Regions from separate parts of the Homo sapiens genome. Here region 1 is linked to region 2. A link is an interaction called in ENCODE POLR2A ChIA-PET data of the cell type or tissue named here. Cell type or tissue: GM12878. All regions are shown on one strand. Links, peaks and the distances in the headings refer to the core of each region. The heading gives the core; the rest is flanking DNA.

What was found. ChIA-PET counts read pairs that join two places held together with the same protein. Peaks named below come from ENCODE experiments on the same cell type or tissue, not always from the same donor. Only the 100,000 strongest peaks of a DNase experiment are listed, where the experiment ranks them.
Region 1: POLR2A ChIA-PET joins it to region 2 with 11 read pairs; 1 of 35 experiments calls an interaction of 5 or more read pairs at or near these places.

The regions. Positions count from the first base shown.
Region 1 is chr19:46,519,067-46,527,481 of GRCh38, reverse strand. It overlaps the pseudogene PPP5D1P. Among named protein-coding and RNA genes, the nearest start is that of PNMA8B, 27 kb to the right of the region's middle. RefSeq lists a silencer at 5,213-5,392. In GM12878, for the core only: no CTCF peak of the experiment used is centred there; a DNase peak (open chromatin) is centred at 4,341; H3K27ac peaks cover 1,170 bases.
Region 2 is chr19:45,455,460-45,461,535 of GRCh38, reverse strand. No RefSeq gene overlaps it. Among named protein-coding and RNA genes, the nearest start is that of FOSB, 9.5 kb to the left of the region's middle. RefSeq lists enhancers at 4,755-5,721, 5,710-5,959, 5,722-6,076. In GM12878, for the core only: no CTCF peak of the experiment used is centred there; no DNase peak of the experiment used is centred there; H3K27ac peaks cover 703 bases.

The sequences.
Region 1 (8,415 bases), core at 2,725-6,724, 1.1 Mb before region 2:
GCCAACGGTGTAATTCTCAGTCCGAAGCCAAAGGCCTGAGGATTTGAGGGGCAGCTGGCGTAAGTCCTGGAGTCCAAGGCTGGGAAGCCTGGAGTTGTCGCTGCCTGCACTGGTTCCCACGGGGGACCAGGAGCTGAGCCCATGGTCCTCAGACGGGCAAGGTGTTTGATTTTAATGTAGTTATAGCTAAGGTTGATGAAGTGTGCCGGTGTGAGCAGCTTAGCTATGGACAGTTTTGGGGTGCAGAAACCAAGACTTGGAGGTTAAACATGTCCAGGGTTGCACCATCAGCACTGGTGCCCGGGCAGCCTGACTTCCGCGTTCATGGAATCCAGGGCTGGGCAGCCTGGGGACAGCCGCTGTGCCCCCACCTCGGCCTCAGTGTGCACGCCCCTTCCCTCCCACCCAGGTGGTCAAGGTGAAGCCCCACGACAAGGATGCCAAAATGAAATACCAGGAGTGCAACAAGATCGTGAAGCAGAAGGCCTTTGAGCGGGCCATCGCAGGCGACGAGCACAAGCGCTCCGTGGTGGACTCGCTGGACATCGAGAGCATGAGTGAGTCAGGCCTGGATGCTCCACGCTCCAGCCCAGAACATTCCACACGGGCCTTCTCCATTCCCTGGGGGTGGGGGTGGGCTCAAGGGTAGCCCCTTGTTCTGCCCCCAGGCTGCTGTCTGTCGCTCCTCTGCCTGTGTTCCAGGGCGCTCCATCCGCAGCCCAAAGCTCCGTCTCATGATTCCCAATGGGCGAGGTCAGGAGCTGCAACACCCCGCTGATATGGCTTGGCTGTGTCCCCACCCAAATCTCATCCCCACCCAAATCTCATCTTGAATTGTAACTCCCATAATTCCTACATGTTGTGGGAGAGACCTGGTGGGAGATAATTGAATCGTGGAGGCAGTTTCCCCCATACTGTTCTCGTGGTAGTGAGTAAGTCTCACGAGATCTGATGGTTTTATAAGGGGTTTCCCCTTTCACTTGGTTCTCATTCTCTCCTGCCTGTCGGCACATGAGACGTGCCTTTCATCTTCCACCATGATTGTGAGACCTCCTCAGCCACATGGAACTGTGAGTCCATTAAACCTCTTATTCTTTATGAATTACCCAGTCTCGGGTATGTCTTTATCAGCAATGTGAAAATGGACTAATACACCTTCCCTACCCACCAGCATCACCCCTGCCCGGGCCCTTCTCCATGCTGGCTTCTTGGCCACTCTGTCATCCTCTCCTCCCTCCCTCTCTGCCGGCAGTAGCCCCGCCCCCACAGGCTGTGTCTGGTTCACCTCTAGGTGCTGAGAAGGTCCAGCCATTCATCCCACAGATGATTATTGAGCATCTCCTATGTGCCAGGCACTGTCCTAGGCACTGGGGGTACAGCTATGAACAAAACCCTTCCTGTCCGCATGGAGCTGATATTCTAGGAGGCAGATAAGATGATGAACAAGTCACAAAATGAATCGTGCTAAGTGCCATAAAACTGAATAGGGTAAAGGGGGGCGGGTGAAGGAAGAGAAGGAGGTCAGGAAGAGGCCTCTGGGCCAGACCTGACCAGAGAGGGGACTCTTCACTCGCTCTGTCCCTCTCTCAATCTGTGTGTCCAGAGCCAGGTCCACCTCATCCCTGGGAGCAAGACCCCCTTCCCCCTTACAGTGGCCGTGGTCGCTGACTCTCGTGTCTCCCCTGTTCACATGCCAGCCATCGAGGGTGAGTACAGCGGACCCAAGCTTGAGGACGACAAAGTGACAATCACCTTCATGAAGGGGCTCATGCAGTGGTACAAGGACCAGAAGAAACTGCACCAGAAATGCGCCTACCAGGTAATGCACCTGTCAGGTACCGGGCACCCGGGAACCCTGGGATGGCATCACAGCACTGCCAGGCGCGGGCACTGAGCAAAATGACAGGAGAAGGGCAGCCACAACAGCCAACACCAAACAGGAGTCGTGGTCATTATGGATTGGCAGTAATCCCTCCCAATATTCAGATACAATAAACTATCTCTACAAATAAAGCCACCAACCTTGGCTCACTTGTTCAGAAGATAGCACCGTTAGAGAAATCCAAGAAGCACCAACCCTCTCACTACACATGACACTGACTTCCTTTGGTGGACAGAGCTCCAATTCCTTGTATTGGTGTCTCTGATTTAGAAAAGGCTATTATGGGCCAGGCACAGTGGCTGACACCTGTAATCCCAGCACTTTGGGAGGCCGAGGCGGGTGGATCACTTGAGGTAAGGAGTTCAATGCCAGCCTGGCCAACATGGTGAAACTTCGTCTCTACTAAAAATACTAAAATTAGCTGGGTGTGGTGGTGCACACCTGTAGTCCTAGGTACTTGGGAGGCTGAGGCAGGAGAATTGCTTGAACCCAGGAAGGGGAGGTTGCAGTGGTCCAAGATCATGCCACTGCACTCCTGCACTCCAGCCTGGGCAAGAGAGCAAGACTCCATATCAAAAAACAAAAACAGAAACAGAAAAAGAAAAAGAAGGAAGGAAGGAAGGGGCTATTATAAATGCTCTAAAACTTTAGAAAAAAACTTCAATGACACTGTTAATTTCCTCCAAGGCTTACAAACCGAGGTTTCTAGCCTTGCTTCAATAATTTCACAAAATGTATGAGTCTGAGCTACTCTAACTGCCCAAAAAGGAGGTATAATGAATGAAGCTGTCATTTCTGTGTTAATATATCAAGAATTTTTGCCCACACTTCAGAGGATTTTAAAGAACAGATGTAAATCTTATCAGATAGGTGATACTTTTTCCATTTATTTATTTAGTTGGTTACATCTTGGCTCCTGGGAATCTCTCCTCTGGTGAATTTTCCAACCCTTGGCTATATTATTCTCCTCCTAGTCATGATATTAACCTCCCTGGGAGTTGCATCCTCTTAAGGGTTTCCAATGCCTCTCAACAGCCACTGATGCAACTAATGACACCCATCTGCATTAGACAACTTGGAGAACCTAAGGACTCTACCACATATGTCTAAGATGACTATGCAGCTATCAAAAATGACTATACACCCATCTGTCCCAGCCAATAGCACTCCCAGAAAGTAATGCTATACGATTTCATTACCCCCTCAGCTTGCTATGTCAAAAGGGGAAAGTTGTTAAAATAAAATGGGGGGAGCCAGGCGCAGTGGCTCACACCTGTAATCTCAACACTTTGGGAGGCCAAATTGGGAGGATCCTTGAGCCCAGGAGTTTGAGACCAGCCTGGGCAACATGGCAAGACTCCATCTCTATAAAAGTAAAAAAAAAAAAATTAGCTGCACAAAGTGGTGCATGCCTGTGGTCCCAGCTACTTGCGAGGCTGAGGCAACAGGATCACCTGAGCACAGGAGGTTAAGGCTACAGTGAGCTGCGATCGTGCCATTCACTCCAGCCTGGGCAACCGAGCGAGACCCTGTTTCACACACACACACACAAAACTAGGGGGGGTGGATCCGGACTGAGAATTCCCCAAGAAGACAAAATCAGGCCACATAAGCAAAACCTAAGGTACTCTGACTTTTGAATGTAAGCGAAACTCAACTTAGATCTCGATCTCTCTCTCAATCTCTCTCCCTTGTTTTTTTTTTTTTTTTCTGAGATGGAGTCTGGCTCTGTCGCCCAGGCTGGAGTTCAGTGGTGCGATCTCGGCTCACTGCAAGTTCCGCCTTCTGGGTTCACGCCATTCTCCTGCTTCAGCCTCCCGAGTAGCTGGAACTACAGGCGCCCGCCACCTAATTTTTTGTATATTTAATAGAGACGGGGTTTCACCATGTTAGCCAGGATGGTCTCAATCTCCTGACCTCGTGATCCGCCCACCTTGGCCTCCCAAAGTGCTGGGATTACAGGCGTGAGCCACCACGCCCGGCTATCTCTCTCCCTTTCTTTCCTTTCTCCTTTCCTTTCTCTCTTTCTTTCTTTCTTTCTTTCTTTCATGGAATCTTGCTCTGTGACCCAGGCTGGAGTATAGTGGCATGATCTCTGCTCACTGCAGCCTCCATCTCCGGGGTTCAAGCAATTCTTGTGCTTCAGCCTGCCAAGTAGCTGGGATTACAGGCACGCACCACCACGCCCTGCTAATTTTTGTATTTTGTATTTTTTTTTTTTTAGTAGAGACGGGGTTTCACCATGTTGCTCAGGCTGGTCTCAAACTCCTGACCTCAAGTGATCTGTCTGCCTCAGTCTCCCAAAGTGCTGGGATTACAGGGGTGAGCCACCGCACCCAGCCAGCTTAGGTTATTTCTTACAAATGCCTCTGATAATCATAAACGAAACTTAAGTTGCCTTCCCCAAATGATATAAGAGGATTGCTTTTAACCAGTCCCGTGCAATCTGGAAACCTCCACTGTATAGACAGTCACTGTAAAGGTTAAACCACTTCCTGATTTTTGCTTTCTCAGCCATCCTGTAACAACATGCCTCTGAGCTTCTTACTACCTGGGTTGAGGTCTCCTGGATTGTGCCCTGTCCCCACTTTTTTTTAATGACAACAAACTTTTAAATATTTATTCATTGGATCTGATTTTGTTTTGGACACTGGCATGCAAAGGGGAGGGAGATGGTCATAGGACTGTTGTCAACGTTCAAAAGCAAAACAGGATTTATATGAGAAAGGTAAGAGAAGGGAGAGAAAACTTCATACTGAAGTCTGGGTGCCCTGGCTCACACCTGTAATCCCAGCTCCTTGGCAGACTAACACGGGAGGATCACTACAGGCCAGGAGGTCAAGGCTACAGTGAGCCATAATCACGCCATTGCACTCCAGTCTGGGCAACAGAGCAAGACTCTGTCTCAAAAAGAAAAGAAAAATACAACTTTTGACTGAAAACAATGAATTGTGTTTTCACATTTTGGGGGTCAAATTGATTATCCAGAAACTAGAAAAGAGCAGGATGACTGGAGGAGTGAAAGAAAGCTTTTTTTTTTTTTTTTTTTTTTAAGAGACAGGTCTTGCTATGTTGCCCAGGCTGGTCTTGAACTCCTGGCCTCAAGCAATCTTCCTGTCTTGGCCTCCCAAGGTGTTGGGATTACAGGCATTAGCCACTGTGCCCAACCAAGAAAGCAATTTCTGATACTTGGGATTTTCCAGAAAACCTGAAGAGCTTAGCTGTGGAGCGTTTGTAGGAGGCTGTCTCCATGACATCTGCTGTGACCTCCTGTTGGCAATGGCCCATAGTTAGCCCAGGTGACCCCATTCCTTCCTCAAGCTTTCCTCAAGGTCTGTTTTTTCGGTTTGTTTGTTGTTTTTGAGATGGAGTCTTGCTCTGTTGCCTAGGCTGGAGTGCAGTGGTGCGATCTTGGCTCACTGCAACCCCCGTCTCCCGGGTTCAAGTGATTCTCTTGCCTCAGCCTCCCGAGTAGCTGGGACTACAGGCGTGGGCCACCACGTCTGGCTAATTTTTGTGTTTTTAGTAGAGATGGGGTTTCACCATGTTGGCCAGGCTGGTCTCGAACTCCTAACTTCAGGTGATCCGCCCACCTCAGCCTCCCAAAGTGCTGGGATTACAGGCGTGAGCCACCGTGCCCGGCCCTTCAAGGTCTATTTTATCTCCTTCTATGTCTATATCCACAGTAATATCTATGTCTACATTGATGTTTATGTCTATATCCATGTCTACGCCCACAGCTCTATCCTAATCTATACCTACACCATAGGGGCTGCTATATCCTTATTGGTAGCTTATCCTCTATCTGCAACTATATCCACATCTCCATCTACATTCAGATCAGTCTCCCTCTCTCTGTCTATGTCTGTGTTCATTTTCTAGAGCTGCTGTCATAAATTCTCACAAACTTGGTGGCTAAAAATAACAGACGCTTATTTTCTCACAGTTCCGGAGGCCAGATGTTCAAAACAAAGATGCCAGCAGGGCCTTGTTGGCTCTGAAGGTTCTATGGGAGAATCCTTTCTTGCCTCCTCCAGCTTCTGGGGGCTCTTGATGTCTCTTGGCTCCAGTCTCTGGCCTTCTCTTCTTCTCTGTGTCTTTTCTTTTGCTGTGTCTTTTTTTTGGAGGGGGCGGGACAGGGACAGAGTCTCGCTCCATCGTCCAGGCTGGAGTGCAGTGGCTGGCGCGATCTCGGCTCACTGCAACCTCCGCCTCCCGGGTTTAAGCGATTCTTCCACCTCTGCGTCCCAAGTAGCTGGAATTACAATTGCCTGCCACCATGCCTGGCTAATTTTTGTATTTTTAGTAGAGACGGTTTTCACCATGTTGGCCAAGGCTGGTCCTGAACCCCTGATCTCAAGTGATCTGCCCACCTCAGCCTCTCAAAGTGCTGGGATTACAGACATGAGTCACCGCGTCCAGCCAGGTTTCACTTATTTCTGTAGATTCTTGGTCCAACCAACAAGTTTCCCACAATTTATTGCATTATTTAAAAAAATATCTATCATCATAAAAATAATACGTCTGATATTATTTTTCTATAATATTCTAGGCATTATTATATAATATTCTAGGTGGTATTATTATTCTAGGCATACTATTAAACACAGAAAGAAAGACACGGAGGTCAGCAGCCTTCAAAGATGGCTACTAACAATTCCTCCCTTCCCTGTACACACGCATCACTCCTCCCATCACCAGGGGGGTCTACTTCCCCTCCCCTCCATTCTGGGCAGGCCTCGTGACTTGTTTTGACCAATAGAATGTAGCAGAGTGATGCGTCAATTTCAAGCCTAGGCCTTAAGAGTCCAGGAGACTCCCACTCTTACTCACGTGCATGCCAGCTGCCATCTTGCAAGGAAGCTAAAGCTGGGTTACAAAATAGTGAAAGCCCAGGTGAATGCAGAGAGGCTGTGTGGGGGAGAATCAGCCTATTACCAGCTGACATTAGCCACACAAGTGACCGAGGGAGAGACCAGCAGCAGAACCACGCAGTCAACCCTCTGAATGCTAGTAAGTCATTGTTTGAAGCCCCTAAACTCTAGCGGGTTGTGAACAGCAATATATGGCTGAAGCAGACACCCCTCCCTTAAGCCCCCAGCCCAGAGAGGAACCCTGCTAACCTTTTGATGCAGGTCCTACCAGATTTGTTTTTTCCTGTGCTTATACATATAATAAAAAAAAATCCACAAAATAGACATCTTGGCTTATTTTTACATTTCAGGAAAGCTGTTCAGAATGATTTTATTAATAGTACAGCTGCAGCAGGAAGAGGAAATATAGCAAAATTTGCCTCTTAACCACCAAGAGTCATGCTGAGCTCTTCATAGCTATGAAAATCAAAGACCCAAATTTACAGACTTTGCACATTTGTGCTGAGTTACTTTAGTACTTTGTCTACAGGTCTCCACAGGCCCAGTGGGGAGGAACAGTTATTTCTTAAGCACCTTCCAAAAATTTTTGAACCAGAAAAAAAGTATCAGTTTCAAAATACAGAAGAAACTGGCAAAATCACAGTTAACTAATACATCATTAAATATTTCATAGTAAATCAAGTCAAGTAATTGTTAAATATTTCTATCATGTCTTTTTTTTTTTTTTTTTTTTTTTTTTTTTTTTTGAGACAGGGTCTTGCTCTATCACCCAGGCTGAAGTGCAGTGGTACGATCACAGCTCACTGCAGCCTCAACCTCCTGGGCCCACGTGATCCTCCCACCTCAGCATCCCAAGTAGCTGTGACCGAAGGCATGCACCACCACACCTGGCTAATTTTTTTATTTTTATAGAGATGGGTCTCCCTATGTTGCGCAGGCTGATTTCAAACTCTTGGCCTCAAGCAATCCTCCCACCTTGGCCTGGGGATTACAGGCGTGAGCCACCATGCCCAGCCTCCGTGTCTTTACATTTGAGAACAATTTGTAGGTTAGCTTTGTCTTTGTTTTTTTAGAGATGGGGGTCTTGCTGTGTAGCCCAGGCTGGACTCAAACTACAGGGCTCAAGGCATTCTTCATCTCAGCCTCTTGAGTAGGTTTGACTACAGTCATGTGCCACTGTGCCCAACTACCTTTGTCCGGGTTCCTAGGAATTCTCCAGAAGGCAGAATGAGTACAAAGAAAACACAGGCAAGTTTCTGTTAAAGAGTTACCTGTGGCCACAGTTCCTCTGGAAGTTTAACATAGAGTTACCATATACTATGCTATCGCCATCCCCAAATTCATATGTTGAAGTCTTAACTCCCAGCACCTCTGAATGTGACTGTATTTGGAGATGGGGGTCTTTAAAGAGGTAATTAAGGTAAAATGAGGCCGGGTGCTTTGGTGGCTCACAGCTGTAATCCCAGCACTTTGGGAAGCTGAGGCGGGCAGATACCTGAGGTCAGGAGTTCGAGACCAGCCTGCCCAACATGGTGAAACCCTATCTCTACTAAAAATACAAAATTTGCCTGGCGTGGCGGCATATGCCTGTGATCCCAGCTCCTTGGGAGGCTGAGGCAGGAGAACTGTTTGAACTAGGGAGGAGGAGGTTGCAGTGAG
Region 2 (6,076 bases), core at 2,077-6,076:
CATCTTGGCTCACTGCAGCCTTCACCTCTCGGGTTCAAAAGATTCTCCTGCCTCAGCCTCCCAAGTAGCTGGGATTACAGGCGTGTGCTACCACGCCCGGCTAATTTTTTTGTATTTTTAGTAGAGACAGAGTTTCGCTATGTTGGCCAAGCTGGTCTTGAACTCCCAACCTCAAATGAACTCCTGACCTCAAATGATCTGCCTGCCTCAGCTTCCCAAACTGCTGGGATTACAGGTGTGAGCCACTGTGCCCAGCCATCTTTTGCATTTCCAACAAGCCCCCTGGTAGTGCAGAAGCTTTGGCCCCAGGGACACCCCCTGGGAGGAACAAGGTCTGTGGGTTTCTGAGGCTCCAGAGGAGGGGAGGGGCACGTTCATGAGTGTGCACGTGCAGGTGTGTGTTTGACTGTTGTGACTGTGACCTCTGGGAGGGCAAATCCAGGCTGATTTAGTAACGGCTGCCTCCTCAGTGCTCAGCATTGAATAGTGAGTGTGACTGGGTGGCTGAGCCGCTCCACACTGAGCAATCCCTAGGGCTTCCTGGAGGAGATGTCCCTGGAGTTTCAGGGAAGCAGAGTAACCCAGATTGGACACTGTTAGCTTGACCCTCCCAGTACCCCTGCATCCTGCATTATACTCCTCCCCATGGCTCCTGAGGCCCTGAACGACCTGCTCCGAGGGTGCCCTAGTCTCGTCTCTCCTCTCCCCGTTGTGTTCCAGATGCCTGGCCTCTCTCCCTGGACTTCAGGCCTTTGCAGGTGCTTTTCCCTCTGCCTGGGTCACTCTTCCCTTCGCTTCCTGTGGCTCATAGTCTTTTCCTCCAAGTCTTAACTCCCATAACCTCTCCTCCAGGAAGCCCTCCCTGATCTCCAGGCTGAGTCAAGGCCCCCTCTCCTGGGGTCCCTCCCTCCAACTCTGCCAATCTGGGCTCATCATTGTCTGGGGATAGGTTTGTCTCCCTCATTGGGTTGTGAGCTGGGTGAAAGCTCGGCCAAAACCATCCCGGTCACTGCCTTGTCCCCAGCATAGCACGTGGTACCCAATAGGTGGTTATTAAATATTTGTTCAAGCCAGGCACAGTGGCTCATGCCTGTAATCCCAGCACTTTGGGAGGCTGAGGCAGGAGAATCACTTGAGGCCAGTTTGAGGCCAGCCCAGTCAACATAGTAAGACCCTGTCACTACAAAAAAATTTAAAATAAAAACAATATAATATAATATAAGAATAAATGAGGCAGGACTGGTGGCTCATGCCTGTAATCCCAGCATATTGGGAGACTGAGGTGAGCAGATCACTTCAGGCCAGGAGTTCGAGACCAGCCTGGGCAACATGGTGAAACCCCATCTCTACTAAATATACAAAAATTAGCTGGGCGCAGTGGCACACACCTGTAATCCCAGCTACTTGGTGGCTGAGGCACAAGACTCTCTTAAACCCAGGAGGCAGAGGCTTCAGTGAGCCGAGATTGCGCCACTGCACTCCATCCTGGGTGACAGAGCGAGACTCTGTCTCAATAAATAAATAAATAAATAAATGTTTGTTGAGTAAATGGATCTTCACCATTCATTCATTTACTAATTCCTAAACTCTGACAGACTCTCAGACAGAAACATATCTGAGCCTCTTTTTTTTTTTTTTTTTTTTTTTGAGACGGAGTCTTGTTCTGTTGCCCAGGCTGGAGTCCAGTGGCGCAATCTTGGCTCACTGCAACCTCCACCTCCTGGGTTCAAGCAATTCTAATGCCTCAGCCTCCCTGAGTAGCTGGGATTACAAGCGTGTGCCACCACGCCCGGTTAATTTTTTTGTATTTTTAGAAGAGATGGAGTTTCGCCATGTTGGCCAGGCTGGTTTTGAACTCCTCACCTCAGGTGATCCGCCCGCCTCAGCCTCCCAAAGTGCTGGGATTACAGGCGTGAGCCACCACACACCCGGCCAACCTCTCTTTTGCCGTGAGGACAGAGACAGATACACACGTAGACAGGCTGAGATGTCCATATATACACCCTATCCACAGATCTCAACAGGCAGACACCTTTCACCTTTGTCTGTGCAGGCACCTGATGACTATTTGTTTATTTTTGTTTTTGCTTTTGTTTTGAGACAAGGTCTTGCTGTCGCCCAGGCTGGAGTGCAGTGGCGCAATCTCGGCTCACTGCAGTCTGGACCTCCTGGGCTCAATGGTCCTCCTGCCTAGGCCTCCCAAAGTGCTGGGATTATAGGCATGAGCGACCACGCCCGGCGACAAGATGACTTATTTGAACACACGATCACACACACAGAACAAAACACGTGCAGTTGTGCAAACACATCACATAGGTGTTCACACCCCAAACACAGTAAATGACACACACTTTTGTCTACATAGACTTACACATCTCCACACACACACAAATGGGTAGAGCTAGGACCCCTGCTCTCACAGTGATACCCTCAGAGTTGTGGACTTGAAGAATGTCTTCTTTTTTTCTTTTCTTTTCTTTTTTTTTGAGACAGGGTCTCCCTCTGTCGCCCAGGCTGGAGTGCAGTGGCTCGATCTCAGCTCACTGCAGCCTCCACCTCCCAGGCTCAAGGGATCCTCCTGCCTCAGCCCCCCAAGTAGTAGCTGGGACTACAGGTGCCCACTGTCATGCCTGGCTAATTTTCATATTTTTTGTAGATACGAAGTCTCACTATGTTGCCCAGGCTGTTCTCGAACTCCTGAGCTCAAGCGATCCACTCACCTGGGCCTCCCAAAGTGCTAAGGCTACAGGCCTGAACCACTGTGCCCGGCCTACTTGAAGAATTTCTTAGATATCCGTACAGACACGTGTGCGAAGGTTCACTCACAGTCACACCGTACGAAACAGCTCCTAAAGACCCACTGACTTGGCCGGGCGCGGTGGCTCATGCCTGTAATCCCAGCACTTTGGGAGGCCGAGGCAGGAGAATCATGAGGTCAGGAGTTTGAGACCAGCCTGGCCAACATGGTGAAACCCCATCTTTACTAAAAATACAACAAATTAGCTGAGTGTATTGGTGGGCACCTGTAATCCCAGCTACTCGGGGGGCCGAGGCAGGAGAATCACTTGAACCCAGGAGGTAGAGGTTGCAGTGAGCCAAGATCGTGCCACTGCACTCCAGCCTGGGCAACAGAGTGAGATTCCATCTCAAAAAACAAAAAACAAAAAGACCCACTGACTTGCTTGGAGTGGCATCCAAATCTATAGAACAAGGCACTCTAGGCACACAGATACACGAATCACACACCTAGCTTCCACTGCCATGCAGCCTCTTCCACACACACTCACAACTACACACACACACACGGGTTCACATATATGAGTATGCACAGAGTAGGGCAGACACAGACACACCCAGGTACAAACACAGACCTAAGCAGAGAGCCACCCTTGGATACAGACTTGTCCCAGGCCCTGGCCAGGGGTGCCACTCACTGTGGGGGCTGTCTCTCACCCACCCCCAATCCAGGGGGCACACACTGTGCAATGTGTCACTCACTGACTACAACCACTCCAGGCATTGGGTGGTGAGAGTGCTTAGTGAGGCTGGAGTAAGCCAGGAGGACTTCCTGGTGGAGGTGGATCTAGATAATCATGATTGAGTTCTGAAGAGTTATGAATGAGGAGGGAGTCCCTGAAGCACTCTCTCCCTACTACAGACATATATAACCAAAGAAGAGGCAGCAGGAAGGACTGCAGGGAGGTAAGAAGTAGAACTGGACCAAGGCAGTGAGGGTGACTGTTTTGGAGGCCTTCCTAGTTGGACTTAGGGATAAAAATAATGTGTATTTGGCCAGGCACGGTGGCTCACGCCTGTAATCCCAACACTGTGGGAGGCCAAGGTGGGTGGATCACCTAAGGTCTGGAGTTCGAGACCAGCCTGACCAACATGGTGAAACCCCGTCTCTTCTAAAAATACAAAAATTAGCTGGGCATGGTGGTAGGGTCCTGTAATCCCTACTACTTGGGAGGCTGAGACAGGAGAATCGCTTGAACCTGGGAGGCGGAGGTTGCAGTGGGCCGAGATTGCACCACTGCACTCCAGCCTGGGCAACAGAGTGAGACTCCATCACCGAAAAAAAAAAAAAAAAGAAAGAAAGAAACAAAAAAAGGGAAAATAATATGTTTAGTACTAAGAATCATAACAGAGTCACTTGAGAAAGCTTACCGTGTATGTACCAAGTGCCACAAATACAGATGCAGTTGACTCTCTTTTTTCTTCTTCTTTTTTTTTTTTTTTTTTTTTTTTTGAGACAAGGTCTTATTCTGTCACCCAGGCTGGAGTGCAGTGGCACAATCTCAGCTTACTGCAACTTCCATCTCCCAGGTTCAAGTGATCCTCCCACCTCAGCATCCTGAGTAGCTGGGACTACAGGCATGAGCCACCATGCTTAGCTAATTTTTTGATTTTTTGGTAGAGATGGCATCTCACTATGTTTCCCAGGCTGGTCTCGAACTCTTGGGCTCCGGCGATCCACCCACCTTGGCCTCCCAAAATGTCGGGATTACAGGCGTGCCAGCCACCAAAAAAGCGAGAGGATAGCCTGAGCTCAGGAGTTCAAGACCAGCCTGGGAAACATAGTGAGACGTCATCTCCATTATTTAAAAAAAAAAAATGTAGAATGCCTAGAACAGCACCTGGCAGAAAGTATGTTCCCCGTAAGCATAGCTATTACAATAATAGTGATTTTTTTTTTTTTTTTTTTTTGCTATAGGATCTTGTTCTGTTGTCTAGGCTGGAGTACAGTGGTGCAATCAATAGCTCACTGCAGTCTCAAACTCCAACACTCCAGCAATCCACCCTCCACAGCCTCCTGAGTACCTGGGACTACAGGTGCACACCACCACATCCAGCTAATTTTTAAATTTTTTCTTTGTAGAGAAGGGGTCTTGCTATGATGTCCAGGCTGGTCTTGAACTTCTGGCCTCCAAGGGATCCGCCTACCTCTGCCTCACGAGTCACTGTGCCTGGCCTAATAATGCTTGTTAATACCCCCACTCAACAGATGAGGAAACTGTCCCTTAGGCCTCAGTCCCTTAGGGAACTTGCAGGCTTATGGGTAGTGAGGCCCCGCTGGCCTGGGGTGGGTGGAGTCAGGGCCTCCCCAGGCCGGGTGTTGAGTGTGCGTGTGTGCCTTTGCGTGTGTAAGCACATTGGTGATTCCATTGTCCTCCTGACTGACTCTTACGACCAAGTCTCTTACGATTTGGTGATTCTCTGCGCAAACACTCAGACCCCATCCCACCCCTGTGGGTCGCCCAGCCGCTGCCCACAAGCCGCAGCCTCCCCGTCACACCCACACGTGCTTCCTCCTCACCCGCCAGGGCCTCCCCACAGGCTCTCCTTCCCAAACTTTCTCCTTCCTGCCCCACATGGACGCCTGTGGCTGGGTGGTCTCTGGCTGTAGCCACCCTGTCCCTGACTCAGGCCCCATGCCCCCTCACTGACCCCTGTGTGCCCGGCCCAACCCCCGCAGCCAGACGGCCACTCGGGGGTGTTGCGGGGGGTCACAGCAGGCCACGTGCCCGGGGTGGCTGAATTCCGCCTGTGATTCAGTCAGCTTGTCTAGGCTGCCGGGGGTGCCCTGGCCGGGTGATGTCAGCGGCCAGGTATGTGGCTGGGGTTTCTCCCAGGGTGACTCAGGCTCCTGAACTACCCTCTCCCTCCTGCAGACACTCTGGGCTGCTGTCCAGGGCAGGCAGCCGGCTGGCTGCCTGACACTCCCTTCCCTGGCCCCCTCCACGCCCTCTTCAGCACAGAGCTGTGGGAACAGCAGGGCTGGGGGACTGGCACAAGAGGGATCCCAGAGGCCAGGGCCCCAGCCCAGCCTTCCCCTAAGACCAGGACTCACAAGTGGTTGTAGGATGACATTCATTCGTTCATTCAATCAGCCATTCAAATATTTAATCAGCACACCTACACACACACACACACACACACACACACACACACACACACTGCAGTCACACACTCTAGGTGCTGGGGACAGAGCAGGAAACAAGACAGACAAAAATAAAAATTTCCTCAAATGGCCAGACATGGTGGCTCACTCCTGTAAACCCAGCACTTTGGGAAG